Regions from separate parts of the Homo sapiens genome. Here region 1 is linked to region 2. Evidence: chromatin loops called from intact Hi-C (ENCODE). Cell type or tissue: heart left ventricle. All regions are shown on one strand. Each heading gives the region's core, and the rest is flanking DNA. Links, peaks and the distances in the headings are about the cores only.

Region 1 (2,910 bases), core at 287-2,786, 50 kb after region 2:
GGATCAGCAGTTTCTTTGGAGGCTTCTGGTTCAGTCTCCTTTCCCCACTTCCTCACTTTTACCTGGAATACCTTCCCCACACCTGGAACACCCACCCCACATCAATCCCACTGAGGGCAGGCTCTGGCCCTCCAGGAAACCTTCACAGTCCTCTCCTGCCCACGGTGACCTCTCCTTCCTCCAACTCACAGCCACTTATTGTCTGCTCCAATCCCAAGGCAATGAATCATGGGGCTGACTGGGACACCGCCCGCCTGTGTTGTTCAGCTTCAGTATTGTGCACCTATTCCTGAGTTCTCTGCCTTTCCAGGCAAACACAAAGCACTACGAAGGAAGGGACAGTACTCTGTACACTCACTCATCCCCTGCCCCCTAACAATGCACCTTTGCACATCTGGGTACACTGTAGGGACTCAGTCATGCATTCAACAAATGTTTATTGGGCATTTACAATATGCCAGGCTCTGTCCTGGGCACTGGGATGCAGAAGTAAACAAGACTGGTCCAATCTGCCATGACAGTGCTTCTAACTCAATGACTATTTGTCCATTTTGTTTGGTTGCTTCTGTATACCATTTGGCGAATGTAAGGCAGCAGGGTGGAGAAGAGCGAGGGTTGTGGCATTAGACAGTCTGAGGCAAACCCAGCTGCTCACTTCCTGGCTGCATGACCTGAAGCAAAGATTTAGTGCCTCAGTTTCCTTACCTGTAAAATGGGGATAATACTACCTATTTCCTAGGGTGTTTGAGATACTGTGGGCTAAATGTGGGTACTCAACAAAGGACTCCTTCAAAGCATTTAGCACAATTGTAGTTGTGTACCTGTTTGGAAAATGTGTTAATTGTCTGTCTTTGCTCCAAGATGGTGAGCAGAAAGCAGGAGAGTTTCTACTTTGTTTGCTCCTACCTCCTCAGGGCTTAGCCCTGGACCTGGCACACAGTGGGCACTTGGCAGCTCTTGAATGACTGTTGTTATTTTGCTCTCTAGGCTTAGCCTTTCCTGGTACTTGCTGTGTGACCACTGCTCTTTTACTTGCTCACTTACCCGATTCCCCTACACCACTAAGAACTTCCTGGGGTAAAATGTAAGTCTTCTCTGTTTAGGGCACATAGTAGACTCTCAGCAAATGTTCACTGAATGCACAGAGTCTTTAGATAAATCAAACACATCCCCTCCTCTGTATGGCCTTCCCCAAGCACAGGCCCCTCCCTAAAGTGTGTGCGGCGTTATCAGATTGGTGTGAATGTTAATCTCTTTAAAGGAAGCAGGAATTTATCTGTACTCCATTTGGATCCACCCCCCACCCCCCCCCTCCACCTGCATGGACCTGGCACAAGGCTCATCTGACTACTTCAACCCCAACCCAAACACATCGTCAAAGGACCATCACCAGAGAACCTCATTTTCTTATGGGACTGTATCCTGCTGCCACCCTCCTCTGCATATACAATGTGGTATCACTGTGCACCCTAATTCTCTACAAAAGTCTTGGCAGGTGAGGCGTTATGTGGGAAGCCCACGGGAATTACCCTAAACCTGACCAAGAGAATAAATAAGGCAGTCACTGTTTGCCTCTGTTCTCTCCAGATCGAGGATACTTAAGATAGTTAATCTTCTGTGGTCACATCCTCCTTCAAGAATTTTATAAAACCATGGTACAGATTTTTCCAGGAAAAATGACTGTTCACAAATTTTAGCCGCTAATTCAGGGGGCCATGATCTGGCAGTCAGGGCGAATGATGTGTGGCCACTCCAAGAGCTACGAATTAAGCCCCTGCCTCAGGCTTCCTCCATCTCACAGTCACAACCTGAGGCCCTATAACCTTTCAAACCTCCTAGGCAGAACAGGCACACATGCTTGTGAGACTACCTCCGCTCCCCACACGCTCTTTCTCACCCTGAGGAGTTGTCTTACCTTCAACCAGCAAAAGAACCAATTAAGGACTGTGGTATCTAACCTCTGAATTGGAAAGAGAAGGAGAACCACAGGATAATATCCAGCTCAAGGAAGGTATGGGATGGCGGGGCTGGGGAAAGGTCCCAGAAAGTAGGAGGAATGTGGGGAAAACAGGGTTGGGGGAGAGTTGCTCACAGTGGGGAAAGGAGTTGAAGAGGGCTTAGGCCTTTCAAGCATCTGGAGAGTTTCTTCAAAATGAGGATTATCTGGCCCCACCCTTAGGAATCTTTATTCAGGAGGTGGGACCTAGAGAAACCCCCAAGCAATTGTGATGCAATGGTCGGACCATCTGGGTACAACTTTGAGATAATTCCAGGGAGTTAAGAAAGAGCCTGAGGTCCTGCAAACTCTTTTTTTTTTTTGAGACAGAGTCTCACTCCGTTGCCAGGCTGGAGTGCAGTGGTGCGATCTGGCCTCACTGCAACCTCCACCTTTCGGGTTCAAGCAATTCCCCTGCCTCAGCCTCCCAAGTAGCTGGGACTACAGGCACGTGCCACCACGCCCGGCTAAATTTTTTTTTTTTTTTTTTTGTATTTTAGTAGAGACGGGGTTTCACCGTGTTGGCCACAATGGTCTCGATCTCCTGACCTCATGATCTGCCCGCCTCGGCCTCCCAAAGTGCTAGGATTACAGGCGTGAGCCACCGCGCCTGGCCCGGTCCTGCAAACGTTTTTTTTTTCTTGAGACGGAGTCTTGCTCTGTTGCCCAGGCTGGAGTGCAGGGGCGCGATCCCGGCTCACTGCAAGCTCCGCCTGCCAGGTTCACGCCATTCTCCTGCCTCAGCCTCCCGAGTAGCTGGGACTACAGGCGCCCGCCACCATGCCCAGCTAATTTTTTTTTTTTTTTTTTGTATTTTTAGTAGAGACGGGGTTTCACCGTGTTAGCCAGGATGGTCTTGATCTCCTGACCTCGTGATCCTCCTGCGTCAGCCTCCCAAAGTGCTGGGATTACAG
Region 2 (2,910 bases), core at 269-2,768:
CTGTAACCTCCGCCTCCCAGGTTAAAACGATTCTCCTGCCTCAGCCTCCTGCGTAGCTGGGATTACAGGCATGCGCCACCATGCCCGGCTAATTTTTTGTATGTTTAATAGAGTCAGGGTTTCACCATGTTGGCCAGACTGGTCTCCAACTCTTGACCTCAAGTGATCCGTCCGCCTCGGCCTCCCAACGTGCTGGGATTACAGGCATGAGCCACCGCGCCCAGCCTAGATGTTTTTTAAAACTTTCTGGTAGCTGGTCAGGTGTGGTGACTCACACCTGTAATCCCAGCACTTTGGCAGGCTGAGGCAGGCGAATCACCTGAGGTCGGGAGTTTGAGACCAGCCTGGCCAACATGGAGAAACCCCGTCTCTACTAAAAATACAAAATTAGCCAGGCGTGGTGGCGCATGCCTGTAATCCCAGCTACTCGTGAGGCTGAGGCAGGAGAATCGTTTGAACCCGGGAGGCGGAGGTTGCGGTGAGCAGAGATTGCGCCATTGAACTCCAGCCTGGGCAACAAGAGCGAAACTTCGTCAAAAAAAAAAAAAAAAGAAAAATCTCTGGTAGCCTGAGGTCCTAGGAGATTTAAAACAACAACAACAAAAATAACAAAAACAAACAAAAAACAACTATTGCTGACTTTTTTCTCTATCTGGTCTTTAGGATATTAGCCCCAGGATGGATTCTTGCCCTGGGTGTGTCTTTCTCTAGTTCCCAAACAGAATTTTATCCAAAGGTGGATGATAGGGGGTGAGGGTGCAGTATTTTTGGTGAATTGGTCTTCTCCCTACCCTGGCTGGGATGGGGGCCACTTGGGGACACTTTCCAGGCCCAGCTGGTCCTCTGCCCATCTGCATCCCTGCCTCCTGACTCATTTCATTCCAACCAATAGAGTCTTAGCATGCAAATTTAATGAATAGGCAAAGAAATGATTGGCTCATTTTCCCTGATGTAATAATGCCACTATTCAAGTAACTCCTATGAACCCTACCCCCACCCCAGTTCAGGGCATTTGATCATGTTCTGGCAAGAATCCCCAACTCCTGTTTTCCCTTTTTTTCCCCATTCTGAGTTAGCGAATCACTTCAAAATGCCCGACTCATCTCTCCAGGGGTGGGATGTCTGGAGGGCCAGGAAGCCACCCTTAGGCCTGAACCACTGCCATCTTTCTGGGAGGCCCCTTATGCCTCTGCGGACTGTGGGTAGCATCAAATCCAGGATAACAGAGCCCATTTACTAAGACGTTTTGCGAGAATCCATGTCCAAAGCCTTCCTGAAACCAAACCCCAGCATATCGGCTGTTCCTTTCAGCCCCTAATTTAGTAATTCTATTGAGAAAAAGAGATTGTGGGTTTTTTTATTTGGTGTGATTTATTCTTTATCATATAAATAATAATAATTTACACAAAGCTCATCCCCAAACAGAAGAGAATCTGTACATAAAAATAAACAAAAATTAAACTGAGCTGGGCCTGGTGCCCAGAAAACCAGCCAATTCCAAACACAACCAGGGGGAACAAATTCTCCAGGTCCTGGGAGCTCTGGGGCCTTGGCTGGAATTCTGGGTGGAGACTCTGGTCCGGGAAGCCATTGCCCTCTTTCCTGTACATCCTGTGCCGGATGATGGCACATCTGGCAGCCAACACTCATGGACAGCCAACCAGCAAGCTCACTGGGTTGGGAGGTGGGTGGGACTTGAGCTTAAGGGAAGAATCAGTTTTAAAACTCCTGGGCAGTGTTGCTTGCTTCTGGCTTCCCCAGGGGCTGTGAGAGATACTGTGGCTGGGGAGATGGGTGTTGGCCACCATCCAAAGGGGTGGAAGCTGCCTATGGCTCCATCTTTCTCCTGTAGCTCCTTAGAGGCATGAGTTGGACAGAGTACCCACTGGTCTTCTTTTCCCTTGGAGCTCTAGCTCCCTCTCTGGAGGCTCGTTATTTCTTATAGATATTGAAAGATGACAAGCAATCTTCTTGGCCATTGATTAATTTCCCTCAGCAGGCACTCTTTGGCTGTTCGAAACTTCTCCTTCACCACCTCCATCTTATTGCAGAAAAATCTCTTAAGAAGAAGACTGCCTTCCACATTCTGGTTTCGTACCTTTACTTACAAAGGGAGGAGTATATGTGGCTTAAACTGCTGTTTGGTTTGACTGTAAGCCCCATCCTCCCATCCCAAGGCAGGGGTTAGATCTGCATTGGTCTATAGGTACACAGTCATTTGCAATTAGAGACTTTATAAATGGTGAAGTTGATCATGATAGTGAACGCGATAAGGCTAAGATGGTGATGGAGAAGATAAAAGGAAAAGGGATTTTGATAGCAGTGCTGAGCCTGCCCTTGTGTCTGGGGTGATTATCTGGCTTAGCCTGAAATGAGAAATTGTGAAGGTGGTGGTGAAAGCTAAGGACAGGAGAAGAGGAAAGTGAAGGTAAATGTGTCCAGGTACAGGTGAAGCTTCCAGAGAAGAGAGGTAGCACAGCCCAGTGGTTAGGAGTCTAGATTCTGGGGCAGGACATTCTGGTTTCAAATTCTAGCTCGACCACATACTAGCTTAGGGAAGTATTTAACCTCTCTGAGCCTCAGCCTCCCCAGCTGTAAAATGGGAATCATAACAGTACCTGCCTCAGAGGGTGGCTCATGGTAAGCGCTGTATGAGCATGTGCAACCTAAGGTATAGGTGGGATTACAGTTACAGCCAGAGGAAGGGCCACAAAGCACAGCAAGCAGCACTGGGAAGATTCAGGAGATCTCGATCAGGCCCCATCACAGTCCTGTGTGACTTTCCCCATCTGGGCCTCAGGTGCCTTGTCAAAGGAGAGTTGAAGTAAATAATATTCAGCCCTCAGAAAGTCCCCTTGGGCAGCAAAGCTCTGTATGCATGACTGGTAATTGTCCTGTGGGAACATCCAG

What was found. Hi-C counts contacts between places; a loop is a spot of excess contacts. Peaks named below come from ENCODE experiments on the same cell type or tissue, not always from the same donor. Only the 100,000 strongest peaks of a DNase experiment are listed, where the experiment ranks them.
Region 1: it touches region 2 in a loop (2.2-fold over the local background); 50 of 110 quality-filtered maps call a loop at or near these places.

Annotation. Positions count from the first base shown.
Region 1 is chr5:141,870,826-141,873,735 of GRCh38, forward strand. All of the region lies in intron 1 of PCDH1 (protocadherin 1), which reads right to left. Among named protein-coding and RNA genes, the nearest start is that of PCDH1, 6.1 kb to the right of the region's middle. RefSeq lists an enhancer at 2,058-2,780. In heart left ventricle, for the core only: no CTCF peak of the experiment used is centred there; no DNase peak of the experiment used is centred there.
Region 2 is chr5:141,820,698-141,823,607 of GRCh38, forward strand. LOC107986454 (a long non-coding RNA gene) reads right to left here. Exons shown (of 3, transcript XR_001742906.2): 1 at 792-2,910. Among named protein-coding and RNA genes, the nearest start is that of PCDH1, 56 kb to the right of the region's middle. RefSeq lists an enhancer at 2,342-2,842. In heart left ventricle, for the core only: no CTCF peak of the experiment used is centred there; no DNase peak of the experiment used is centred there; H3K27ac peaks cover 1,710 bases.